2 separate regions of the Homo sapiens genome follow, and region 2 is linked to region 1. A link is an interaction called in ENCODE POLR2A ChIA-PET data of the cell type or tissue named here. Cell type or tissue: Panc1. All regions are shown on one strand. Links, peaks and the distances in the headings refer to the core of each region. The heading gives the core; the rest is flanking DNA. Region 1 overlaps LINC02889 (long intergenic non-protein coding RNA 2889). Region 2 has its middle 8.6 kb from the start of LINC02889.

Evidence for each region. ChIA-PET counts read pairs that join two places held together with the same protein. Peaks named below come from ENCODE experiments on the same cell type or tissue, not always from the same donor. Only the 100,000 strongest peaks of a DNase experiment are listed, where the experiment ranks them.
Region 2: POLR2A ChIA-PET joins it to region 1 with 11 read pairs; 2 of 35 experiments call an interaction of 5 or more read pairs at or near these places.

What each region holds. Positions count from the first base shown.
Region 1 is chr7:17,509,526-17,527,072 of GRCh38, reverse strand. The region is part of intron 1 of LINC02889 (long intergenic non-protein coding RNA 2889); the gene reads left to right. Among named protein-coding and RNA genes, the nearest start is that of LINC02889, 41 kb to the left of the region's middle. In Panc1, for the core only: no CTCF peak of the experiment used is centred there; no DNase peak of the experiment used is centred there; H3K27ac peaks cover 668 bases.
Region 2 is chr7:17,561,599-17,573,456 of GRCh38, reverse strand. No RefSeq gene overlaps it. Among named protein-coding and RNA genes, the nearest start is that of LINC02889, 8.6 kb to the right of the region's middle. In Panc1, for the core only: no CTCF peak of the experiment used is centred there; no DNase peak of the experiment used is centred there.

The sequences.
Region 1 (17,547 bases), core at 5,838-9,837:
TTGGAGTGGGAGGAAGTTAGCAATGGAAATATACAAGAAAAGTTTTTAATACTAAAGCACCAGAATTCTTTAGGCCCATTGGGTTCCCAGGATGCTGAAAAAATTTATATCTGAAATTTCAGAACACAAGAAATTTTTTTAAAACTTTATAATTAGGATGTAGTGAACACAACCATATTTATGATTCATAATGTTAAAATGAACCAGATTGACATCAGACATCTCACCAACAATACAAGATCTGAGAAGCAATGAAACAATGCATTTGAAGCTCTGAGAAAAATTCTAGGCTTAGTCACTTGGCAATCAAGTGTGATGGTAAAATATAGCTATTTTCAGACTTTCAGAAACTTTCTCTTATGTACTTCTGTAAGGAGGTTACCTGAAGATTTGCTCCAGTAAAACAAAGGTAAAAACCAAGAAAAAAAATGGGGGAAATATACAGAAAAATAACCCAGTTCTATTGAAAACAAATCCCAGCGCACACATCAATTATATACGAGATCTGGAAAGCTAAGCCCAAATTACCGTAAGGCATAATCAAGATGAGACCCGCAAGGTGGTATCAGAGTTAGTGTCTAAGGTTTCAGGGAAAGGAGAGAAAGAACTAATGACAAGGACAAGAAATGAGACTGCAAAGTTACAGGAAGTAAAGTTCGTTCTGATTGTATGTGATTTTTCTAGGAGTAGTGAAGACTGAATATTAGAACTGAACACTTTTGATAGTTAAGAGACAGTATTAACTAGAAATTACTATCTGAAAGCATGTGACAGCAAAAATACAAAATTAAGAATGGCTTAAAAACAGTTTGTTCTATTCTAAAAAGAACTTCAATAGTCAGAATTTTAATAAAGAATTTCCATTAATTCACAAAGTCCCAGGTTCCATCCAGCTATTTTCCTCTGCTGCCCAAGGGTATGATCCTTGTCAGTATTGTCTGCATTCTACCCAGCAAGAAAAGTGGAGGCAAAGCACACAGCGCTTGCTTTGTGGAGATTTGCTCACCCCATTTCTGTGTACATCTCATTGACTAACAGTCACATGACTGTACCTAAATGAAATTGGGTGTCACTGTGTACCTGTGGAGGTTTGGGCAGGGGGCTGTCTATTTGTGAAGATAATGAAACTGATAATTGAAGACATAAAGGGCCTTTTCCACAGACCCCAAGCAAAAGTTCTTTTGGTGGTAGTTTGTAAAATAGGTCTTAATGGCACATTTTATTCCCTGTTGAATTTCCGTTAAAACTTCCATTGTATTTGTGAAGACACAGGATGCAAAGATTTTTAGAAAACAAATAGAATGGCTAAATCAGGGCATTAGGGTTTTTGCAGAGATCCATGAATTGATAAGGATCTCCAATATTGTTATGAAATAAAATAATATTTACGTATTTATTACTATTCATATCGGTACACTTCTGATTCATAAAATACAATTTCACATAACTGAATTTATTGTAGCTTATTGCATTTTTCATCAATGTCTACTTGTGTAAATAGAATTGTTGGGTATCATGGCTGTGGGGGGCATATTGTCATTTGAGGGTGATCTATGAAAATTTCTGATTTTAGAAAAAGTGACCTCATACTAAAAAACATTGGGAACTACTGTTATCAGATGTTTTGGTAAAGATTTGTGTGTTATTTTTTCTTGGCTTCGTTTCATAAGCTCTGCCTTGTCTTTTTGCCTGAATTATTTCTCTTCTCATGTTGCAATATTTTATTGTTGTAGGGAACCTTATATTGTTTTTGAAACAGGTTGGGTATAAGCATAAAATCTGATAATAGCTTCACGTTCTCTGCAGCCAGGTACTGGCTACTGGGGTGGATAACATTTTAGTATCTAGGAATTGCAAAAGAACTCTCATCTAGGTGTATAAGGATTTCCAAGTTGTTGGGGCAGTGGCCTTTGGATGTATAATTGTCCTTTGAACCCATATTTAATTTCGCCCTTTTCTTGTTTGAAATGGCTTGAAATGTGCATCAATTTTCAACTGGCTTCTAGTTTCCTGGAAATCCTGGTTTCCTGTTAAACCCTTCAGAGTTTCTTCTCACACTCAGTGTGCCCCAGACTTGCAGTGCCTTTAGCTTGTCACCGCCTTACTCATCATCTCTTTTGAATGCTTGGTTTCTTTCCCTCCTTCAGTTTTTCACTTTTGTTCCCTGGATATTTAACATTTTTGTTATATGTGGTCAGTTCTTTAAATCATAAGTGGTACTATTGGCTTGTTTCCCTTTTTTCTTCTACGATGGGGAGGAGATACTAAGTATTTTCCCCTGGAGATCTTTAGTTTTCTTTTACATTTATCTGTAGCCTTCTCTGGGGCTATTAAATGTAGACTTCCTCTCAGTTATCTTGAGTTTCTATGGATTAGCTTGTCAAAATAGTCAAACATAACTGACAAATATACAATCTTCATCTTGGCTTGGGTCAACCCCCTGCTCTTTTATGAGCCGTACTGAGACCTTTGAAGTACTAGTTCCTCTCTCCACTGACGGCTGCTGGCAAAGATGCAGGCAGCCTGAGGTTGATGGCGACATGGGCAGGTATCATTGCAAATAGCTGCGGCATTGTAAACAATGCAGAGTATCTTGCCAACGACTACTCATTGACCTTGTTTGGCTCTGGGAGCAATGAGGTAAGGCTGTTGAAATAAGTTTGAGATTATGAAACACTAGACTACCATCAAAAACATAAAAATAGGATAATCTTTTTCAGCAGAGTATGTAAGAAATTTTCATAAAAAGAAATAATTATCACTCTGTACAGACTGGGGATTTTCTTTTGGTTTGAAGAATTTGACATTTGCTGTGATTTACCAAAATAAGTGTTGATGGACCTAAGCTGAATGTAACCTGAACTGTGAATAGAGCCAGAACTGTGCGGAACTTCCAGTCATCTCCATAGAAATACAGAATGCATAGAAAATACAAGGGTAAGAAGAGGAATCATGTGGAAGAAGAGTAAACATCTGGTATTCAATGTTTATAACTCCCTTTATATAGGTTATGCAGATCTCTTTAGGTTAAGCAATTACCCAAGTGCTAATCAATAGTACAGAAGTCCAAAGAAAGCCAGCTGGAGTTCTGATCAGGAAGTCCATATTCCACAGGAGGCTAACAGAAGTGCTTCTGTTTTTTGTGTTTCAATTAGCAATCCGTATGGAAATTAGCAGATTGAGCAGAAATTTGCTTGTATTGGTGAAGTGGGTGACTTATAAATTAGGATAATTTCACTGCTTGGCAAAATTTTAAGTTTTCAGGAGAAATGATTTCTTTAAAAACATGTTAGAGACATTCTGCATATTTATATGCCAATGGAATAAGAAACCAGTGAGGCCTTACCATACCCTTAAAATAGTGCCCAAGGCTTGATCCCTAAATGGTCCTGTGGCCACCCATTGATTTATGAATTTTTCAAGTTGTCTGGAGCTAACTATCAGGGTACTAGGCCCTGCTTCTGGAAGGCTGTCATAATTGGTTTCAGTTATTTTTTTATGTTGGTGGGGCGGCTGATCACTTAAAAGGACAATGCTGGCATTTCAGTGAAACTACAGTACAGGTTGTTTTTTGCCTGCTTGTTAATGAATGTTTATATAACTGTAAGTGTGGGAGAATTTTGTACGAGACTTGCTTTCGTTACAACTTGGCAGCTCAGTTTTACTGAATGGTTAACTTCCAAATCAACCTGAGAAAACATAAGAACAAAGAATGTATTATTGGCTAGGCCTATCATTTAAAATGTTAACTATTTTAAAGAACTAAAAGTATGCCATTTTCTTTAAATTTTACTATATCTTTGATTATTAAAGGTGAACATTATTTGTGTTAGCCATATGTATTTTTATTTTTCTGAATGTTCAGTTCATGCTCTTAGTTGAATTATCTTGTATATATTTTATCCAGCTTGTTTTTACTATTTAGGTTTCTGAGGTTTTACGATGGGCAGAAATAAAAAATTTTAGATCTTTAAATCTAGTAATCTGTTCCTTTGTTTTTGAGCTTATTATGCTTTTCTTTTTCTTCTGTGAGTGACAAATTTGCTTATTTAATTTTATTTTTTATGTTATAATATTTGGTGTTTTTTTACATTTTACTATCATTATTTTGGAATTGTTCGGAACTGTTTCTCAAACAAATCTCCTTCTCATTCATTTGGAAGGCCTCATTTATTACTTTCTTGATTCTTACGTATTTGACAGTACCGTGCTCTTCACCTCGTTAGAGCTTCATAACATGTTAATATTTCGTAGTGCTAAACTCTCTTCTCCCATTACTCTTCCTTTTCAAAATGCTCTTAACTCTTCATCATTTATTCTTTCACATTAAATCTAGAAATATTTCAAAAGAAGCCCCCTTGACATTTTGGTGTAATTGCTTCACAATTATAAATTTGAAAAGATCTAACATTTAATAATAGTCGATTTCCTCATCCATGAACAGGGAAAATTTCACCATTTGTTCATGTTGTTTAAATGAATAACTCAGAAAGGACGTTCATGGTTCTTGCTCATTTGTTTAAAAAGACTATTTCTATATATTTGTCGTCCTTGTCTACTATTTTTGTTCTATCTTATATTTTAACCAGCTATTGCTGACATGCCAAAGAGTGATTGCTCTTTTGATTTTATCTGGTGTCTATCTGATTTACTGAAATTTCTTATGTAGTCTAATAACTTTTCAATTGATTATCTTGAATTTTCTAGGTAGACTAGCAAAATTCTTTTTCCTTTATATTTTGATAATAGTTGAAAATCCTAGAAAAATTCAAAATACTGGGATTATGAGCATCCTTTGTCTATTCCAGATTTTAATGTATGGGCTGCCTAACAGTTCCTCTCTTAAGCAAGCAAATAGCTGTTTTAGGTAGATTAATGTTTTTGCATATAAATAACATCCTTTTTCATCCTGATGCTAACAAAAATTTTAAATCAGAAATGGGGCTGACTTTTATCAAAATGATTTTTAGCAGCTGTTGAGCTAATCAAATGTTCTGTGTGTTTGTTTTGGGTCTCTTGATATATTACATAGAGTTCCGATTATTAAACTCCATTTATCCAAGGAGATGTTTCCAAAGCTAAAACTCAATGAACCCAGCATACCTTAACACTTTATTAAATCTCTCATATAGATATCATAATATATATATAACAAAAGGAAATTTTACTGACATGTTTCTTTGTTTTTCTTAAAACAGCTCCTCAATCATATCAGATATCTAGAAAACAAAGTTGAATTTTTTTTTTTTTTAATATTAAGGCTGAACTTTCCCCACCCTTCATTTGTTTATTTGTTGCCTTAGGCTTGGAAATGGGTATTTTGCTTGGGAAGATTTTTCTCTTTTCAATTATATTTGGAAATTTTACTGTTTCACAAAATGGCTTGCCAATGTTTTTCTTTCACATAGCTTATTCCTTCTCATACCGGTTTCAGGAAATTATCTGTGGCCAACACTGTTTTGTTATTTTTGTTAGCATGTGACTCACGTCCTCTGTCTTCCTTCCTTCATTTAGTTTTTAAAAAGCTTAAAGGAAAAGACCAAGGGATTGAGTCTATGTAGCAATGACAACAATTGAAAAAAATACTTGTGTAAATGCTAAGATTAAAAGAATCATTATTTAACTAATAATCTTCAATTTTGTACAAACAAATTATATGTAACCAAGGTACTTTGTGAGCTATCAGGGACTTAGACTGTTATCTTTTAAAATTGAAATTTGCAGGCTGAGGTTGTTAATACCATCTGTTTAGGGAAAGTCCACATTAATCACTTTTTTTTTTCTTGGGGCTCAGCTTTTGTGTTCCTTGGCTGTAGCATTCTGTACAAATTCATTATAAGTGAAGGAGATGAAGAGAGTCAGTAAAGGTTTTAGAACATCTCCTCACTAAATAGCATAATGAAAAAGCCTGAAGACTAGCTAGTATAATGAGAGAACATGAATGGTCAGATACATCATTGCAGAGTACAAAATACCTCTCTTAATACAGGCACTTGTGCCATTTAGTCATGGACCAAGCATCTAGAAGATATTTCGTGGGTAGACTATATGTACTAGCAACTAGTATTTGAAAATAGTTTTGATTAAATCCATTAAAACTCAGGGACATGAAATAGGAGAATCTGAACAGTTACTAAAATGGGGAGGTCAATCACATTATGAGAAAAAGAAATTCAACATTGTTACTTATTTTTTTAACCTGATTACAGTTTATAGTTTAAAAACAGTAACAACTTCTGGATGCTATGTCAACTAATGAAAAAAGGGAAGAGAAATGTGGTTTTGAATCCCCTCTGCCATTTATCTATGTGGTTGGGCAAGTCAACCTCATTCATTTGCAGTTTTTGTATTGGTGAAATACAGATAATGATAAACATCTATCTCATGGAATTGTTTTAATTTTTTCTTGAATCTTCATGTGTAAATATACATGTGCATATGTTTATATATGTATATGTATGTATGTGTGTGCATGTGTATATATATATTCTCTAGCCCGTTGTTATTCAAAGAAGTTCCAAACTAGCAGCATGGGCATTACCTATGAACTTGTTAGAAATAAAAATATCAGCTCTACCTAGACCTAATGAAAATCAGCATTTTAACATGGACCCCCCCAGGGGCTTCCTTTGCACATTAAGTATAAGAAGTGCTGCCCAGCCTAGCACAGGGCCTAGCACAGGGTGGTGTCCAGTTAGTGTAGTTTTCTTCTTTCCAAATTAAATGAGTTTTAACCCATGAACTTGACTACCTTTGCCATAAAAAGAAACAAAAACAACCCAACAATAACAACTATAACCACAAAATACAAGATTGATGTATTCTCTCATTTGAGCTTATTTTTGGTAGTCCTCCCAAACAGAAAATATATATACATATATATGGGATTTCCTTCTCTTTGACATTATTTATGCTGACCTCTTGAAACAGAATGTTAAAATTGAATTTTGAGCAAGATACCAAGAAAAAATAGAGATGAATTTCACAAGACAGATCCTAAATGTAGAATTCATCAGTTCCGTAATTCTTGGACCCTTCACCAGATGGAAGATATAAGACTGAGGTAGAGTGTGGATTGGAAGAGAGTGGATTTCAGGGGAGAAGGTATCTTTGGAGAAAGCTATGTTATGAGCTATACACCTTGGAGGCGGGGTGCCTGCTCCCTATCATCAAACCTAATGATGAGGCTTCCAAGGATACTTGGGCAATTTCATATGTTGCTCCCGCATTGAGGCTTTTGGTAGTGTGGCTCCCAACAGGTCTATTTAAAGGGCAAAAGATGCTAGCTGCTGCTGGTAATGAAGCCAGTAGAAGAGCAATGTTGGGATTTGCCTGTACTTCTAAAAATTGTTGGGGCTAAGGGATGTTTGTTTGCCATGGAACCAGTGCTGTGCTGAAAAACTGATTCTTAAAAAAAAAAAAAAAAAAAATCCACAAAAGTAGTCCTCTTCCCATCCTCAATTTTTAGCACTTCTGGCAGTGTATATAGGGAAGTTATAACCTACCTGAAGCTGTTAATTTGACATCATTAAACGTGGAGTTGGGCAGAAACAACCACAATCGGCTCTACTGAGCTTGTAGGAGCTGGCTCCAGCACGCAGAGAGCTAAAGACTTAAAGTGACTGTAAGACTGTTTATTATCCAAGAGTCAGTCTTTGACCTGGTGCTAGAGGAAACTGCTCCTATTGAATAAGGTTTAGAGGACAATTGTGGGGATGAAACTATCATATTTCAATTAAGTCACGTATCGTCCTGGGTCAGTATAGTAGTCATACACATATAATACTTTCAAGTTTCAGCTGCCAGCTAGAGATTCAATCTATAGGTCAAACTTCATTCCACACTGGGTATTCTTTCTGATACTGCCTTAACAATTTAGATGTGTTTTGTAGCATCTTGTATAGTGAGTCCTTAACAATTATTATGTTCTTGTGAACTCTTGACTTTTTCCTGATGCCTACATAAATGTTCTCCTAAGACCAAAGACTGTTTCTTGTACTACCTGTTTTTTTTTTTTCTTTTTTGAGACAGGGTCTGGCTTTGTTGTCCAGACTGGAGTACAGTGGTGGTATCGCAGCTCACTGAAACCTTCCCCACCCCCTAACCCCCACCCTGCCGGCTCAAGGAATCCTCCCAGCTCAGCCTCCCAAGTAGCTGGGACCACGGGTGTGCACCACCATGCCTGGCTATTTTTTGTGTGTTTTTAATAGAAACTGGGGTCTCACCATGTTTCCCAGGCTGGTCTCGAACTCCTGAGCTCAAGTGATCCACCCGCCTTGGCCTCCCAAAGTGCTGGGATTACAGGCGTGAGCCACCATGCCTGGCCTATTTCTTGTACTTGATGTAACTTTTCCTTCTCCACTAAAATCTTCCAACCTTCACTTCCTATTAAAGAATATGGCTGACAGCTGCTTGTTAAAAGAATGGAATTAAATTTTTATTTTCAGTGACTTTTTTGTTTTGTTACTAAAGCAGAAATAAATTTTAAAAGCACATCAAAAGAGGAGAAAGACATTTCTTGTATGAGCCTGGCAAATTTGGCCCCTTAATATGGAACATATTACAGGGAAAAAGGATATTTGCAAACCTTTTTATGTCGTATTCTTGAAAATGTCATGTTTGCAATCTAAAGGGCTACTGAAGATAAAATGTTAGAATTTCTTGAGTATGTTAGGTCAAGCTGCCTTCCCGGTAGTACCAAGGTCAGTGCTGTGTGCCTAGCCTTCCATACATAGTAGGTGCTTAACAATGTTGGATAATGTTCTCTTACCTCTTCCATAATGAGAAACTGAGATTATAATAAAATAAAATTAAATGTACATATTTAACAACAGTCACCAGAATTCTTCTTAGAAAGAATTGGAAATGTTACTTCAAGAGCCCATCCAATAGGAAGTTGGATTCCCAGAGCTTTGGTATTGGCTGGCACCAAGGTTCTGGGGAAAAGGCAGACAGTGCCTATAGCTATGAGAGACCGGGAAAGAACCTGTTACTTCTTCAGAGAGGGAGAAGGACAATGAGAGAATGTATAAAATGAAGCATGGAGAGAAAAACCAACAAGATGATGAGAGCTAGGATTACATAAAGTGAAAGGCCAGTGGCAAGCCTGGTGGGGATGTAACCAAATGAAATTTTAAGATAGATGATACCTATTATTTCATTTGAAGTTGATTTTTGTGGCTGGAACATGAACTCTTTTCTGCTCTATTCCAGGAATCATTTAAGAAAGTCTACCATACCCTCAATTTTTTTTTTTTTTTTCTTGAGATGGAGTCTCTCTCTGTTGCCCGGGCTGGAGTGCAGTGGCGCCATCTCGGCTCACTGCAATTCTCCTGCCTCAGCCTCCTAAGTAGCTGGGATTACAGGTGCCTGCCACCATGCCCGGCTAATTTTTTGTATTTTTGGTAGAGATGGGGTTTCACCATGTTGGCCGGGCTGGTCTCCAACCCCTGACCTCAGGTGATCCACCTGCCTCGGCCTCCCAAAATGTTGGGATTACAGGTGTGAGCCCCCGCGCCCGACAAATAATCCCTCGAATTCTTACTGTGTTTGCTTATTTATTTGTTCTGTAGAAATCAGAGAAGATTTGTTTCAAGTTTAGGTTGGAACAGAAGAGAGAGAGCAAGTGTGAAAGCAGAATTCTAGATCAAGAAGCCACAGATATAAAGATCTTCACCCTCCTTCCCCATGCCATATGAGCGGGTAGAGAACATGGGGAGGTTTTTATTTTTTATATTTACAAAACCCATGGACTTGTTTGGAGATGAAAGGATAAGTGAAATTAATGGGGTGTTGTGTAACTGACATTTGGGTTACAATCTCATTATTGCCTATGTTTATATTTTGGTTTGACAGTTCTTCCTTTTGAAAAAGATCTATCTCTAATAGACTTACTATAAATCCCATGCATACATCACACCAGCCTTTTTCTTAAATATTCTTGAGGTCAAAGTATTAGGAATTTGGAAAGCATTTTCTTGGGAAAAGCTTAGCCCAAACAACATCTTGATTCATCAACTTGAATGGGAAAATTTTTGAGCAGCAATTTAATGGCAGTGAATAATTATAATCAGCTGCCTATATTGGCAAGTATGGCAAAATGCCTGACATCTGGATCTGCACGGCACAACATCAAGATCTTCACACACTCAAAATTAGGAATGGATGAGTCAGTGCAATCCAGCATTATTGTGCATATACAATAAAATCATCCTAACATAAAAACTATTCACTATGAAGAAAAAAGGAGAAGACTTTTTGTAAGCTACTCAGTATTTTAAGGCTAAAAATGAACTTCCTAGATTAAATCTTCCTTTCTATCTTCCCAGTCTTTTTGTTGTTATTTAAATATCCACATCATATGTCAGAAGACTGACAATGCTAAATGGTGGCATGACTGCTGGATCATATGGTAAGAGTATGTTTAGTTTTATAAGAAATCACCAAACTCTCATCCAAAGTGGGTATATCATTTTGCATTCCCACCCTTAATGGAAAGTTACTGTTCCACATCCTTGCCACCATTTGGCATTGTCAGTCTTCTGGATTTTGGTCATGCTGATTAATGTACTAGTATCTCATTATTTTAATTTGTATTTCCTCAATGAAATATGCTGTGGAACATCTTTTCATACGCTTACTGACCATCTAAATGTCTTCTTTGGTGAGGTATCTCTTAAAGTCTTTGGTCCATCTTTTAATCGGGTTGTTTTCTTATAGTTACGTTTGAAGAGTTCTTGTATATTTTGGATAACAGTTTTTTATTAAATTCGTTTTTGTAAATATTTTATCCCAGTCTGTGGTGTATCTTTTTCTTTTCTTTACAGTGTCTTTCACAGAGCAGAAATTTTTAATTTTAATGAAGTCCAGCTTATTAAGTGTTTCTTTCATGGACTGTGCTTTTGGTGTCATCATCAAACCTGGTGTCATCATCAAACCCAGTGCCCTCTAGATTTTTTTTTCTATGTTATCTAAGAATTTTATAGTTTTGTGTTTTATAGTTAGGTCTGTGGTCCATTTTAAGTCAACATTTATGAAGGGTATAGAGTTTGTATATAGATTCATTTTTTTATATGTGTATTTACATTTGTTCAAGCATCATTTTTTGAAAAGACTATCTTTTCTCTATTGTATTGTCTTTGCTTTTTTGTCAAAGATCAATTTACTGTATTTATATAGGTCAACTTTTGAGCTCTCTGTTCTGTTCCATTGATCTGTTTGTCTATTTTTCAACACTATTGTCTTGATTATTGTAGCTTTAGAATTAGTTGCAAACTGAGGTATTGTAAGTCCTCCAGTTTTGTTCTTCTCCTTTAATATTGTTTTGACTATTCTGAGTCTTTTGCCTCTCCATATAAACTTTAGAATTGGTTTGTCTACATCTGCAAAATAGCTTGCTAGCATTTTTATTGGGGATGCATTGAATCTATAGATCAAGTTGGAAAGAACAGATATCTTGACAATATTTAGCCTTCCTATCCATGAACATGCAATATCTCTACGTTTATTTAGTTCTTCAATTTTTTTCATCAGAGTTTGGTATTTTTCCTCATATGGATCTTGTACATCTTTTGTTAGACTTATACCTGTTGCATTTTTTTGGTGCCAGTGTAAGTGCTATTGTGTTTTTAATTTCAAATTCCACTTACTCATTGCTGGAACATAGAAAAACAATTGCTGTCTGTATAGTAATCTCATATCCTGCAACCCTGCAACAAAGGCTTATTAGTTCCACGAGGCTTTTTGTTGTGAATTCCGCACCCCACCCTCCAAATTTTCTACATAGACAATAGTGTCATCTATGAAAGAAAGGCAAGTTTTATTTTTTATTTTCCAATCAGTATACTTTTTATTTCATTTCTTGTCTTGTTGTATTAGTTAAGACCTTCCAGGACAATGTTGAAAAGGAGTGGTGAGAGAGGACATCCTTGCTTTTTTCCTGATTTTACTTGAAAAGCTTTTCATCATTAAATATGATGCTAACTGTAGGTCTTTTTGCAGTTATTCTTAAACAACTTGAGGAAACTCCCCTGTACTGCTACTCTATTGAGGGTTTTTATCATGAATGGGTATTGAATTTTCTCAAGTGCTTTTTCTGTGTCTGTTGATAAACAATATGCTTTTCAGGTGCACATGAAACATTTACCAAGATAGAATGTGTATTAGGCTATAACATATGTCCTAACACATAGAAAAGAGTAAAATCATGCAGTTTGCTCTCTGATCACAACAACTAAATGGAAAAAAACTAGCCAAAAGATATATGAAATACCTTCAAATTTGAAAATTAAACAACACTTTTCATTAAAACAACACAAGGTCAATGAAGAAAAATCACAAAGTCAATAAAAAATGTAATGAAATGACACCTAAAACACAGAATATCAAATTTTGAGAGATGCAGCTAAAGCAGTGCTTAGATTAAAAATTACAGTTTTAAATGTTTATTTGAAGAGAAGGAAGTAGGCCAGGCACGGTGGCTCACGCCTGTAATTCAAGCACTTTGGGAGGCCAAGCCGGCTGGTTCACTTGAGGCCAGGAGATTGAGACCAGCCTGGCCAACATGGTGAAACCCTGACTCTACTGGGAAAAAAAAAAAAAAATTAGCCTGGTGTGGTGGTACTCACCTGTAAACCTAGCTACTGAGGAGTCTGAGGCATAAGACTTGAATGATGGGGGCGGAGGTTGCAGTGAGCCAAGATTGCGTCACTGCACCCCAGCCTGGAGGACAGAGCAAGACTCTGTCTCAGAAACAAACAAACAAACAAAAAGTAGAAGGAAGTATAAAATAAACTCTCTAAGCCCCATACTTAAGTAGGCTAGAAAAGAGAAGGGCTAATTAAACCCAAAATAAGTAAAAAACAAAACAAGGCCGGGTGGGGTGGCTCACACTTGTAATCCCAGCCCTTTGGGAGGGCAAGGTGGGTGGATTGCCTGAGGTCAGGAGTTGAGGCCAGCTTGGCCAACATAGTGAAACCCCCTCTCTACTAAAAAATACAAAAAGTTAGCTGGGCATGGTGGCGGGCGCCTGTAATCCCAGCTACTCAGGAAGCTGAGGCAGGAGAATCACTTGAGCCTGGGAGGCAGAGGTTGCAGTGAGCCGAGACTTTGCCATTGCACTCCGGCCTGGGCAACAAGAGCGAAACTCCATCTCAAAAAGCAAAACAAAACAATAAAGATCAAAATTAGTTAATTAAATATCAATGAAACAAAAGCACATTCTTTGAAAACATCAATAAAATTAAAAATATATAGGGGTATTCATAAAGAAAAATGAGAAAAGACAAATTACTAATATGAAACATGAGTGACTACAAATCCTAGGGACATTTAAAAAAGGATAACCAGGAGAAGTCAGCAATCCCTTTATACCATAATCAGACAGACATAAAAATAGTATAGGCCAATATCCTTTATGAACATAGGTACGAACACTCTTAACAAAGAATCAAGCAATATACAGAGAAGATATTATGGGCAAGTTGGATTTATTTCAGAAGTGGAAGATTGGTTTCATGCTTGAAAATCAATGAAGTTCACAGAATTAACAAAGGTGAAAAATCCTTTATAAAATTATCTCCATGGATGTAGAAAAATACGTGGTAAAATTTAACATTCATTATAAAAATTCCCAGGAAACTAGGAATTGAAGAAAACTTTGTTACCTGAAAGTGTATTTAAGGCATCTGTGAAAATCCTGTAGCTAATATCATCTTTAGAGGTAAAAGGTTAAATGCTTCCTCGTCTAAGATCAGAAACAAGGCAGAAAATGAACTCTTAACTCCTATTCAACATTTTACGGGAGTTCTTATCCAGTGCAATAAGGCAAAACAACACTTCATATTTAAAAGAAAGAAGTAAAACTGTTTTTTATTTGCAAACAATATAATAAACTGTGTAGAAAATCTGATAAACAAAAATGCTATTAACATTGACAAGTGAGTTTAGGTTTAGCTATCTGTAAGCAGCAGTGGTAGCTTACCCTAACTGTGATTTGAAAGTAGAAATAACAGAATCCAGTTTATTCAAAGGCTGATTCTCCAATGACTACTTATTCTTCATTTGATATCTAATTTTGAATATACCATATCTCATGTGCACACAATTGAATTAGTTTTTTTATCTATACAGAAGTTCTCAACAACCTGACCTCAATCCTTGTAGATTGTTAGCTGTGTAGATTAATTAGCTGATAAAAACATTTGGTAGAAACATTTTGGGTTCATGAAATTTAGTTCATATCATACTTCCAATCCAAGAACTAGATACTGATATTTATATTTTGAGGGGAAATGCAGTGGGATATTAATTTATTAAAGATAGAATTTCTGATAGTGAAAGTTATAATTTCCCACTTTGGAAAACATAGACCAAGCATTTTTTCTGGAATAGAAATCCACATGTTGGTATTTTTTTAATAAGCAGCATTTGCACTTAGTTTTTTGGCCAATGCCAGATCTGGGAGTTAAAAATACACTTAAAACACACAACTTGGGAGAACGCAGCATGGTGTTAGCATAACCAACAGAAAAATGTCTTCATTATTTAGTTGCATTGATACTTGTTTATTTACATCATTACTCAAATAGAACATTTTAAAGGAGACTAAACTCCAAACATCTGTGGACATTCCCTGCATCTGTTTCTGAAAATAATCGCTGTGCATTTATTGTTTACATCAATTGGCATGGAGTCTCACTCTCTCAATATTTACATATTGTAAATCTGCCAAGCTGCCTTAGAGTACATGATCATCACATTTGAAGGGATAAAAAACTAAAGATGAGAGTTAATGATCAGAAATTGATAGAGTTAAAAGCTTCCTTGTTGGAATGAGATGAAGGATTTTAGAACCTACCAACAAAAAGAGATTGGTGCCTTGTCATTTAATGACTTCTGTTTTATTGCAGCATATCCACATATCCATGAAAGTATGAATCAGATTTAAATGCAGAGAATCAAGAGCATGGTAGCATTTATAAATATTTGAAGGGTATAAATGTCATGAAGAAGCAAACTTTAACATAGAAAATGAAAAAATGTTGGAACTTGGAGCACAGCCATATATTTAAGGCAAATGGAAGTGTAGTTCAAGTATGTAGAAGAAAAATTGTTCCATGAATAATCATTTATATTATTTTGATTTAAAAATCAGTATATTAGAGGACATGCTATTTTTCCTTATGTACATCCCTAAGGTCTCCTCTTACTCTTTAAATTTTAAAGAGCTCTGGCCCATTTAGAAGTAAACAGCTAAGTGAAACAGACATTTGAACCTCACAAAGCTAAACTATAGCAGATTAATTGGGCATCTAACCATAAAATATTCCACATGAATAGAAAAAGCTTTTTGAAGATAAAGTTCTGGTGCCATTGTTAATGAGACACTGGAATGTTTACAGGAGGGGGGAGAGTGGCAGTTTAATATGCTTCATGACTAGATAAAACCTATTTCCTTGTGTATAACACAAGCAAATAAATAAGGCATTATTTTCACACATTTTCAGAAATACCTGTCAGCAGGTGCCTTTAATAAAAGGTTTTTTTGTGTCTTCACTTTTTTTTCAGAGTTAATAATTTGTTTACATGCCCTTCTTCTTTCAATATCCTTGTAGCTTCTGGTGAACCACTATACCCCTAAAATAGCTTATCACTTTATCTTAAAAAAATTCATGAAAAGTGAATGAGCAACTGAAATAAAAATTTTTTCTTTTTACCATAATATGCTGGAAATCATGGCAACAGCCAAAGTAATTTCAACCATAAATTGTTCTAACCTGAACAGTTAAAGAGGAAGCCCCCATCATTCAGTATCAACTCAGCCATATCTTGATTCTGTAAATATATTTAGCTACTTTCACTTTTCCATGAGATTGATGTTACAATAAATTTCTGTTCCTATAATCAAGACTATTAGTAGTTAAAGAAGAAAGCAGTCTTAACATGGCTCTTGGCAGAGTTCTCTGGGAGGTGGAAGAGTAAAGTAGAGGGGTAGTTGCACCTGAAACCTACTGGATCCTAATGAGAGCAGAAACCTCTCTTAATAGGTCAGTACAGAATTCACTGAACATTCAAAGGTAGTTTGTGGAGAGTCCCTTGATCCATCACAGCCATCCTAACTCCCATGCTCGAGACCTTTTTCTTATGTGCCCAAGTATAGTAGGAGGAAACTTTTTAAGATCAGTGAGAGATAGTTACTTCAACTGTGGCCTAAGAAATATATCCAGGGTGATAATAAAAAGAAGCTCATTATTAAGCTTTCTGTAACTCCTTTTGTTACTTAAAATATGTTTCTATTAGTTGCTATTCAAATTGTTGTATTTCTAAATCTCACAGACTAGATGATTTTCGAGTTAATTCATATAGTTCTAGGAAAATGACCCGTAAAAGAAACCTCTAAACCCAAATCATGTAAGTCATCTATGTGTGTAGTTTTGGAAAACATCATTAAGGATTCTTCTATTGAGATTTTTTGAAAGAAGTCAGTATTTAGATTGGTGCCTAGTATATATAGAACTTACAATTTATAGTATTCAATTGATATCAGACATCAAACAATCTTCTAGTATCTGTGTTGAAGGAGTATGACTATTAAGACATACAAAGTCCTTTTTTTTAAAAAAAAAAAAAAAAAAGGAATCAAAGCAGAAAACAGAAAATTCAGTTTTAAAATGCATGGGAACTTAGTATCTTGCAGCACTTACTGCAAGGAATTTTATAGCCAGGGGTGCAAGATAAGTGATCCTTCGGCCTTGGCTTCCCAAAGTGCTGAGATTACAAATGTGAGCCCCTATGTCTGGCTGCATTATCTTATTAAATTGTCCCAAGACCACTATTACTCCAGTATTATAAATGGAGGCTTATAGAAGTTAAATAATATAATAAAAATTCAGGGAATAGGGTTCACTTCTCCAGAGATTATTAGAGAGCCTGTAGCTCTCTACATCTGTAGCTATGCCTTAAATCAACCCACTGGTATTCAGGAGATCTAGTTGTTGTTTTTATTTCTGTTTTTTTTTTTTATCAATGATAAAGGACAACTGACAAACTTCTAGTGGGTGCATCCTTTGGTTCCCAAACCAATGCTTTATTATGGATCTTATTATTATTTTACTTAAAATGTGCATATAAATAGAGTTTTTAGAACTCTAACATGTTTTGAATATTAAAATAATAAAATGAATTGGGAATATTTCCTTTTTTATGATCTGGGATTATTTAAATGACATTTGAATTGTCTATTTTATTTTTTGATATATAGATGGAACTAAGTCAGAAAACCAAGTGGTCCTCGTCTGTTTTTTTACACGAGGAATTTTAACAAGTGTAATAAAATCTTTGGTAATTGGTCTATTCATGTTTTCTACTTCTTGGGTCAAAGTTGGTAATTTATATTTTGGAGATCTGTTGAAATAATGTGTTATCATACAATATGATGAAGTTTTGTTCTAAGAATGCAAGAATTTTCAATATTGGGAAACCTCTTCAGTGTAGTTCATTACAATGAACATGTTAAGGGATAAAAATCCAAATGTCCGTAGAGTAGAT
Region 2 (11,858 bases), core at 64-4,063, 52 kb before region 1:
TTTTTACATTTTATCTATTAGTCTCTTTATATTTAAAGTGGGGTTGTTGTATCCAGCATTTAGGTGGGTCTTGCTTTTAAAATTTTAATCCAATCTGATCATCTTTCCCTTTTTAATTGTAGAGTTAGACAATTTACATTTAATGGATTATCAATATGCGTGGGTTTAAATAGGTCTTGCTATTTTTTTCTGTTCCATTGGTTCTCTGTTCTTTTTTCTTATCTTTTGAATTAAATAATTTATTTCATTTTATCTACATTATAGGCTTATCAATTATACTATTTTTTTTTTTTTGAGATGGAGTTTTGCTCCTGTTGCCCAGGTTGGAATGCAATGGTGTGGTCTTGGCTCACTGCAAACTCTACCTCCTGGGTTCAAGCGATTATCCTGCCTCAGCCTCCCAAGTAGCTGGGATTACAGACATGCATCACCATGCTTGGCTAATTTTCGTATTTTTCAGTAGAGAAGGGGTTTTGCCATGTTGTTCAGGCTGGTCTTGAACTCCTGACTTCAGGTGATCTACCCACCTTGGACTCCGAGGTGCTGGGATTACAGGCATGAGCCACCACGCCCAGCCACCTTATCAAGTATACTATTTTTTTTTTTTTTTTTTTGAGACGGAGTCTCGCTCTGTCGCCCAGGCCGGACTGCAGACTGCAGTGGCGCAATCTCGGCTCACTGCAAGCTCCACTTCCCGGGTTCACGCCATTCTCCTGCCTCAGCCTCCCGAGTAGCTGGGACTACAGGCGCCCGCCACCGCGCCCAGCTAGTTTTTTGTATTTTTAGTAGAGACGGGGTTTCACCTTTGTTAGCCAGGATGGTCTCGATCTCCTGACCTCATGATCCACCCGCCTCGGCCTCCCAAAGTGCTGGGATTACAGGCGTGAGCCACCGCGCCCGGCCTCAAGTATACTATTTTTAATGGTTGTTCTAGGGTATAAAATTGTATCTTTAATCCAGCACAGTCTATTTTCAAACATTGTACCATTTCATATATAGTATAAGGATTTTACGACAAATACTTTCGTTTCCCCTTTGCTAGCCTTTGTGCACCAATGTATTTTGTTTCTGCATGTGGTCTAAATCACATAATATAGTGTTTTGAATTTTGATTTAACCAACTTATTTTCTTTTAAAGGGTTTTCAAAAATTTCAAAAGCTTTCATGTTTACGTATTATTTCCAGTGTTCTTCATGCTTAATTATACATCAAAATTTTCCTCTGGAATTAGTTTCCTTCTTTCCACAAGGCTATTCTAAGTATTTCTTGCAGTGCATGTCTGCTGGCAATGAATTACATCTGTTTGTGTTTATCAAGTCATTATTTCACCTTCTTTTTTTTTTGGTAGAGATTTTTGCTAGGTGTGGAATTCTAGGTTAGGTTTATTTTTATCCTTTCCACTGTCTTCTGGCTTTCAATGTTTCTGACCAGAAGTTTTATGTAATTCTTATCTTTGTTCCTTAATATATAATGTATCCTTTTTCTTTGATTATTTTAAAGGGTTTTTAAAAAATGATTTTTAGTGATTTAATTATGTGATTTTTGCTATACTCTTCAGCTTTTAACTCTTGAAATTAGATTTGTGACTTTTTATCTTTTATCAAAATATTTTTATCAAATCTTTTAATTTGCTTCATCTTTCCTCATTTCCTCTCACTTTCTACTTCTCTGCATAGGGATGTTAAATGAGAATGTGTGACAGTACCTTTGGCCTTTTTAAGAAGGCTGGTATTGTGAGAGGGAAAATTCAACTTGAAAACTATACTTTGCCAAGGTGGCTCCAAGATGGCCAAATAGGAACGGCTCCAGTCTACAGCTCCCAGCATGAGCAACACAGAAGATGGGTGATTTCTGCATTTCCAACTGAGGTACCGGGTTCATTTCACTGGGGCTTGTTGGACAGTGGGTGCAGGACAGTGGGTGCAGTGCACCAAGCATGAGCTGAAGCAGGGCGAGGCATCGCCTCACCAGGGAAGCACAAGGGGTCAGGGAATTCCCTTTCCTAGCCAAGGGAAGCTGTGACAGATGGCACCTGGAAAATCGGGTCACTCCCACCCTAATACTGCACTTTTCCAATGGACTTAGAAAACTGCACACCAGGAGATTATATCCTGCACCTGGCTCAGAGGGTCCCATGCCCACAGAGCCTTGCTCATTGCTAGCACAGCATTCTGAGATCCAACTGCAAGGCAGCAGCAAGGCTGGGGGAGGGGCGCCTGCCATTGCTGAGGCTTGAATAGGTAAACAAAGTGGCCAAGAAGCTCGAACTTGGTGGAGACCACCGCAGCTCAAGGAGGCCTACCTGCCTTTGTAGACTCCACCTCTGGGGGCTGGGCATAGCTGAACAAAAGGTGGCAGAAACCTCTGCAGACTTAAATGTCCATGTCTGACAGCTCTGAAGAGAGTAGTGGTTCTCCCAGCACGGGGTTTGAGATCTGACAGCGGACAGACTGCCTCCTCAAGTGGGTCCCTGACCCCCGAGTAGCCTAACTGGGAGGCATCCCCCAGTAGGGGCAGACTGACACCTCACATGGCCAGGTACCCTCTGAGATGAAACTTCCAGAGGAACGATGGGGCAGCAACATTTGCTGTTTAGCAATACCTGCTGTTCGGCAGCCTCCACTGCTGATACCCAGGCAAATAGGGTCTGGAGTGGACCTCTAGCAAACTCCAACAGACCTGCAGCTGAGGGTCCTGATTGTTAGAAGGAAAACTAACAAACAGAAAGGACAACCACACCAAAACCCCATCTGTACGTCACTATCATCAAAGACGAAAGGTAGATAAAACCACAAAGTTGGGGAAAAAAATAGAGCAGAAAAGCTGAAAATTCTAAAAATCAGAGTGCCTCTCCCCCTCCAAAGGAACGCAGCTCCTCACCAGCAACAGAACAAAGATGGATGGAGAATGACTTTGGCGAGTTGAGAGAAGAAGTCTTCAGACGATCAAACTTCTCCAGGCTAAAGGAGGAAGTTTGAACCCATTGCAAAGAAGCTAAAAACCTTGAAAAAAGATTAGACGAATGGCTAACTAGAATAACCAGTGTAGAGAATGACCTGATGCAGTTGAAACCCTGATGGAGTTGAAAACCATGGCACAAGAACTACGTGACGAATGCACAAGCTTCAGTAGCCGATTTGATCAACTGGAAGAAAGAGTATCAGTGACTGAAGATCAAATGAATGAAATGAAGCAAGAAGAGAAGTTTAGAGAAAAAAGAGTAAGAAGCAATAAAGACTCCAAGAAATATGGGACTGTGTGAAAAGACCAAATCTACATCTGATTAGTATACCTGAAAGTGACAGGGAGAATGGAACCAAGTTGGAAAACACTCTGCAGGATATTATGCAGGAGAACTTCCCCAACTTAGCAAGGCAGGCCAACATTCAAATTCAAGAAATACAGAGAATGCAACAAAGATACTCCTCAAGAAGAGCAACTCCAAGACACATAATTGTCAGATTCACCAAAGTTGAAATGAAGGAAAAAATGTTAAGGGCAGCCAGAGAGAAAGGTTGGGATACTCACAAAGGGAAGCCCATCAGACTAACAGCGGATCTCTTGGCAGAAACTCTACAAGCCAGAAGAGAGTGGGGGCCAATATTCAACATTCTTAAAGAACAGAATTTTCAACCCAGAATTTCATATCCAGCCAAAGTAAGCTTCATAAGTGAAGGAGAAATAAAATACTTTACAGACAAGCAAATGCTGAGAGATTTTGTCACCACCAGGCCTGCCCTAAAAGAGCTCCTGAAGGAAGCACTAAACATGGAAAGGAACAACCAGTACCAGCCACTGCAAAAACATGCCAAATTGTAAAGACCATCGATGCTAGGAAGAAACTGCATCACTAATGAGCAAAGTAACCAGTTAACATCATAATGACAGGATCAAATTCACAAGTAACAATATTACCTTTAAATGTAAATGGGCTAAATGCTCCAATTAAAAGACACAGACTGGCAAATTGGATAAAGAGTCAAGACCCATCAGTGTGCTGTATTCAGGAGACCCATCTCACATGCAGAGACACACATAGGCTCAAAATAAAGGGATGGAGGAAGATCTACCAAGCAAGTGCAAAACAAAAAAAGGCAGGGGTTACAATCCTAGTCTCTGATAAAACAGTCTTTAAACCAACAAAGATTAAAAGAGACAAAGAAGGCCATTACATAATGGTAAAGGGATCAATTCAACAAGAAGAGCTACCTATCCTAAATATATATGCACCCAATACAGGAGCACCCAGATTCATAAAGCAAGCCCCTAGAGACCTACAAAGAGACTTAGACTCCCACTCAATAATAATGGGAGACTTTAACACCCCACTGTCAACATTAGACAGATCAACAAGACAGAACGTTAACAAGGATATCCAGGACTTGAACTCAGCTCCACACCAAGTGGACCTAATAGACATCTACAGAACTCTCCACCCCAAATCAAAAGAATATATATTCTTAGCACCACATAGCACTTATTCCGAAATTGACCACATAGTTGGAAGTAAAGCACTCCTCAGCAAATGTAAAAGAACAGAAATTATAACAAATTCTCTCTCAGACCACAGTGCAATCAAACTAGAACTCAGGATTAAGAAACTCACTCAAAACCGCTCAACTACATGGAAACTGAACAACCTGCTCCTGAATGACTGCTGGGTACGTAACAAAATGAAGGCAGAAATAAAGATGTTCTTTGAAACCAGTGAGAACAAAGACACAACATACCAGAGTCTCCGGGACACATTCAAAGCAGTGTGTAGAGGGAAATTTATAGCACTAAATGCCCACAAGAGAAAGCAGGAAAGACCTAAAGTTGACACCCTAACATCACAATTAAAAGAACTAGAGAAGCAAGAGCAAACACATTCAAAAGCTAGCAGAAGCCAAGAAATAACTAAGACCAGAGCAGAAATGAAGGCGACAGAGACACAAAAAACCCTTCAAAAAAATCAATGAGTCCAGGAGCTGGTTTTTTGAAAAAATCAACAAAATTGGTAGACTGCTAGCAAGACTAATAAAGAAGAAAAGAGAGACGAATCAAATAGATGCAATAAAAAATGATAAAGGGGATATCACCACTGATCCCACAGAAATACAAACTACCATCAGAGAATACTATAAACACCTCTGCGCAAATAAACTAGAAAATCTAGAAGAAATGGATAAATTCCTCGACACATACACCTTCCCAAGTCTAAACCAGGAAGAAGTTGAATCTCTGAATAGACCAATAACAGGCTCTGAAATTGAGGCAATAATTAATAGCCTACCAACCAAAAAAAATCCAGGACCATACGAATTCACAGCCGAATTGTACCAGAGGTACAAGGAGGAGCTGATACCATTCCTTCTGAAACTATTCCAATCAATAGAAAAAGAGGGAATCCTCCCTAACTCATTTTATGAGGCTAGCATCATCCTGATACCAAAGCCGGGCAGAGACACAACAAAAAAAAGAGAATTTTAGACCAATATCCATGATGAACATTGATGCAAAAATCCTCAATAAAATACTGGCAAACTGAATCCAGCAGCACATCAAAAAGCTTATCCATCATGATCAAGTGGGCTTCATCCCTGGGATGCAAGGCTGGTTCAACAGATGCAAATTAAGAAACATAATGCAGCATATAAACAGAACCAAAGACAAAAACCACATGATTATCTCAATAGATGCAGAAAAGTCCTTTGACAAAATTCAGCAGGCCTACATGCTAAAAACTCTTCATAAATTAGGTATTGATGGGACGTATCTCAAAATCATAAGAGCTATTTATGACAGACCCACAGCCAATATCATACGGAATGGAATATCGTGAAAATGGCCATACTGCCCAAGGTAATTTATAGATTCAATGCCATCCCCATCAAGCTACCAATGACTCTCTTCACAGGATTGGAAAAAATTACTTTACAGTTCATATGGAATCAAAAAAGAGCCCACATTGCCAAGTCAATCCTAAGCCAAAAGAACAAAGCTGGAGGCATCACGCTACCTGACTTCAAACTATACTACAAGGCTACAGTAACCAAAACAGCATGGTACTGGTACCAAAACAGAGATATAGATCAATGGAACACAACAGAGCCCTCAGAAATAATACCACACATCTACAACCATCTGATCTTTGACAAACCTGACAAAAACAAGAAATGGGGAAAGGATTCCCTATTTAATAAATGGTGCTGGGAAAACTGGCTAGCCATATGTAGAAAGCTGAAACTGGACCCTTTTCTTATACCTTATGCAAAAATTAATTCCAGATGGATTAAATACTTACATGTTAGACCTAAAACCATGAAAATCCTAGAAGAAAACCTAGGCAATACCATTCAGGACATAGGCATGGGCAAGGACTTCATGTCGAAAACACCAAAAGCAATGGCAACAAAAGCCAAAATTGATAAATGGGATCTAATTAAACTAAAGAGCTTCTGCACAGCAAAAGAAACTACCATTAGAGTGAACAGGCAACCTACAGAATGGGAGAAAAAATTTGCAGTCTACTCATCTGACAAAGGGCTAATATCCAGAATTTACAAAGAACTCAAACAAATTTACAAGAAAAAAACAACTCATCAACGTGTGGGCAAAGGGTGTGAACAGACACTTCTCAAAAGAAGACATTGATGCAGCCAACAGACACATGAAAAAATGCTCATCATCACTGGCCATCGGAGAAATGCAAATCAAAACCACAATGAGATACCATCTCACACCAGTTAGAATGGCAATCATTAAAAAGCCAGGAAACAACAGATGCTGGAGAGGATGTGGAGAAATAGGAACACTTTTACACTGTTGGTGGGACTGTAAACTAGTTCAACCATTGTGGAAGTCAGTGTGGTGATTCCTCAAGGATCTAGAATTAGAAATACCATTTGACCCAGCCATCCCATTACTGGGTATATACCCAAAGGATTGTAAATCATGCTGCTATAAAGACACATGCACACGTATGTTTATTGCGGCACTATTCACAATAGCAAAGACTTGGAACCAACCCAAATGTCCATCAATGATAGACTGGATTAAGAAAATGAGGCACATATACACCATGGAATACTATGCAGCCATAAAAAAGGATGAGTTCATGTCCTTTGTAGGGACATGGATGAAGCTGGAAACCATCATTCTGAGCAAACTATCTCAAGGACAAAAAACCAAACACCATATGTTCTCACTCATAGGTGGGAACTGAACAATGAGAACACTTGGACACAGGGCGGGGAACATCACACACCGGGGCTTGTTGTTGGGTGAGGGGAGTGGGGAGGGATAGCATTAGGAGATATAACTAATGTAAATGACGAGTTAATGGGTGTAGCACACCAACATAGCACCTGTATACATATGTAACAAACCTGCACATTGTGCACATGTACCCTAGAACTTAAAGTATAATAAAAAAAGAAAAATAAAACTATACTTTGCCTTTTTATGACATTGATAGTAAAGTAGATTAAGTAATATTAATTATAGACTCCTAGAAAGTAGGTAGTATACATTTCCTTTCTCAACACAGGACATACTAGAAAATTGCTTTTATAAGTGATCTCTTTGGCTTTTCTGTTTTTCCAATTAATTGGTTATAACCATACCACTTAAATCTTATCTTTCTGAGCACCATGAAAATGCTCATGATTGTAATACTTTTCATAAGCACATGTCTAAAAATGGTTTGTATTTGTATGTTTTTTAGAATATGATGTTTTAAAAATATTTTATGCAGATATCTTTGTGGTTTTTTTATGGATAAACTGTCATATACCATAGTCTTATTGTTTTCTTGTGGATTAATGCAGACTGGACAGATTGAGACTCTGGGTACATTTTTTAGAATAGTTTAAACATATTATATAACATATTGAAACTGTAGAATATTTTTCCAGAACTTTAAGGAAATTTATAATTTTACTGCTTGGCTCTTTGTCCATCAGATTGTTACTTGGTTAAATGACTTTTGATTAAACAAAATACTAAGGCTAATAACCTTGTGTTTCATCCAAGTAAAAATATAAGGATGAGATGTTTTATGTGCTCTAAAATAAGCTAGTTATTTTATTGTCTGGCTGATAGTACCCTGTTATGTAGAGGACTACTTGTTATATTTAAATTGGTAACTGGGTATTTGTGGAGTGTATGAAATAAAAAATGTTTTAATAGCACTGATATGTATAGTACTTTAAAATTTCTTGGTAACTTCCTCAACATCTTATGAGATAAACAGGAGGAAATTACTATTGTGTCAATTTGGTAGCCAGGGCATTAACAATTTAGGTAAATTTCCAGGTCTGTACAAGGAGTCAGGATTAGAATAGCCTTCAGGTTTTGAAGGCAAATGCATTCTTCAAATCCGGGCTTCTGATGAGTCACAGTGGTGAGGAAGAAGCCCCTTTTAAGAGATCCTTACTCTCTGCTATTTCTGTGGGTAGCACTGTTTTGGTTTATTTGAAACCAACTTCCTCATAAATCGTTAAGTTGGAAAGGATATGTGGTCAGTTTATTATTCTTAAAACATATGCAAAGGCATTTGTCTAGTCGTGGAAATAAAGTATATTAGAAGCATCTCTTGTGCAATCTGTACTCTATTGCTCATATTAATTGCTTTCCTACACATTTAAAACTAGGTTTCAAGTGGATGGAATTATTCAGAAAGTTGAGTATATATTATTTGGCTATGTAAATATGCATATATACACATATATTCACATATATTTGAGAGGGAGAGGGAAAGAGTCTGTTTATATGGCCATAACTAAGGTAGTTGGAGGTAGTAGAAATAGTTGTTTTTAGTGTCAGGAATTAGGAAGAAAAATAAGGGCAACAGTGAAAGTGAGCTTGAAATGTCTTTCCTAATGATTGACTTGTTATAAAAGATTATTTCTCATTGACAGAAAAAAAAAGTTATCATTTTATTTTATTTTTTATTTTTATTTTTTGTCCAGTAGTTATTCTTTCTTTTACTTGCATTCTTTGTGTAACCTTGGCCAGGACACACCCTAAATTCTCTCCAACTCTTTTTCTTTTTTTCTTTTACTTTAAATTCTGGGATACATGTACAGAATGTGCAGGTGTGTTACATAGGTATGCATATGCCATGGTGTTTTGCTGCACCTTTTGATCCATCCTCTAAATTCCCTCCCCTCATCCCCCACCCTCCAACAGACCCTGGTGGTGTGTTGTTCCCCTCTCTGTGTCCATGTGTTCTTATTGTTCAAATCCCACTATGAGTGAGAAGATGCAGTGCTTGGTTTTCCATTCCTGTGTTAGTTTGCTGAGGATGATGGCTTCTACCTTCATCCATGTCCCTGCAAAGGACATTATCTCATCCCTTTTTATGGCTGCATAATATTTCATGGTGTATATGTATCACATTTTCTTTATCCAGTCTATTATTGATGGGCATTTGGGTTGGTTCCATGTCTTTGCTGTGTAAATAATGATGCAATAAACATACATGTGCATATGTCTGTATAGTAGAATGATTTATATTCCTTTGGGTATATACCCAGTAATGGGATTGCTGGGTCAAATGATATTTCTGGTTCTAGATGCTTGAGGAATTGCCATAATGTCTTCCACAATGGTTGAACTAATTTACATTCTCACCAACAGTGTAAAAGTGTTCCTATTTCTCCATGGCCTTGCCAGCATCTATTGTTTCTTGACTTTTTAATAATCACCATTCTGACTGGCATGAGATGGTATCGCATTGTGGTTTCTGATTTGCATTTCTCTAATGATTGGTGGTGTTGAGCTTTTTTTTCATGTTTGTTGGCCACGTAAATGTCGTCTTTTGAGAAGTGTCTTCATATCCTTTGCCCACTTTTTGATGAGGTTGTTTGCTTTTTTCTTGTAAATTTGTTTAAGTTCCTTGTAAATTCTGGATTTTTGTCTGATGAGTAGATTGCAAACATTTTCTCCCATTCTGTAGGTTTCCTGTTCACTCTGATGATAGTTTGTTTCGCTGTGCAGAAGAAGCTCTTTGGTTTAATTAGATCCCATTTGTCAATTTCAGCTTTCTTTACAATTGCTTTTAGTATTTTAGAGATGAAGTCTTTCCCCATGCCTATGTCCTGAATGGTATTGCCTAGGTTTTCTTCTAGGGTTTTTATGGTTTGGGGTTTTACACTTGTCTTTAATCCATCTTGAGTTAATTTTTGCATAAGGTGTAAGGAAAGGGTCCAGTTTCTGTTTTCTGCATATGGCTAGCCTGTTTTCCCAGTACCATTTATTGAGTAGAAGAGCCTTTCCGCATTGCTTTTGTCAGGTTTGTCAAAGATGAGATAGTTGTAGATGTGTGGTGTTATTTCTGGGGTCTGTTCTGTTCCGTTGGTCTATGGGTCTGTTTTGGTACCAGTACCATGCTGCTTTGGTTACTGTAGCCTTGTAGTATAGTTTGAAGTCAGGTAGCGTGATGCCTCCAGCTTTATTCTTTTTGCTTAGGATTGTCTTGGCTCTACAGGGTCTTCTTTGATCCCATATGAAATTTATTTATTCTATATTTCCATAAGTTATTGGGGTACAGGTTGTATTTAGTTACATGAGTAAGTTCTTTAGTGGTGATTTGTGAGAAAATACATGCTTTAAAATCTCTTTCAGACATGGGGATTATGATTTTCTCCTAAGTAGTTTACTTTTCTCATATAATAGGAAGTCCAGAGTAGGTGTTTGCTGGCATTGATTTAGCTCCCTGATGCTTCCATCAAAGATCCAGGATCTTTTTATCTTTTAGTCCAATTGTCCTTGTTTTGTTGTCTTTTATCCTTAGGATTGCTGCCTATGGTCACAAGATAGCTTCTGAAACTTCAGTTAATTACAGGATGCCTCATTAAGCAGGAAGCTGGAGGGAATGGGCTATGCCTCTTGTGCCTATCTCCTTTTGTCAGGAAAGCACAATGACAGAAGCCTACCAGGAGACTTCCCTGTACTTCTCATAGCCAGGACTGGACCACATAACTATACCTGGCTGCAAGGGAGACTGGGAAATAAGGAACAAAATTATGACTTGGTCAGTCTAGTCATACTCTATCACCTGTGCCAGGGCACATTGCTACCCCAAGGAATGAAGTGTGAGGGTAAATATTGGCAACAACTAGCAGCATCAGTCTCATAGGGTCGTAGATATATCCTTCTCTACTATGATCTAAGTAGTGCTCTTCTATATAATAGTATAATCCATGCATTCACTAAAAGAGAATTACTTTGTACTCTAAAATTCTTTACAAATGTCAAAAGATGCTGTGTGAAGTATCTTAGTATTTTTATTTATTGATTCTGTGTCTTTTATGTTTGTGGGGGAAAATTCAACTGATTTGTCAAAGATTTGATTACAGATACAGAATACAGTAGAATTATAAACCACCCCTCAAAATTTGTAAATAGGAATTATCATAAAACTTTCATGAAAGCAAAAGATATTTCCAAATTTAAGGTGTGTAGTGTGTTGCACAGGAAATATTGTTGCTCTCACTTTCTTGATTCTATAGCATTTGATAGTGAGCAGATACCAAAGTTTGATTCATATGTCCATGTTTCATCATTCAATCAAGATGTTGAAGTTCATATTTAAAAACAATCTTAATAAATATCTAGTAAACACTTTGTTTCAGGAATCATGCTAGCATACTTGCATGTATATGTACATATGCAAGTTAAAGTCTTCCTTCTCACAACAACAAATTTCTCAGTAACATAGGGTAGGATGTATAAAAAGTCTAAAGCACTAAGTTTGGGGTTTTATTTTGTTTCCAAGACTTGCAACTTGAGTCTTGATATGAAGTAGGAGCCTCTAAATATGGGGTAGCTGGTCTTTTTTAAATAGAATAAAATCAACAAACATAAAATCA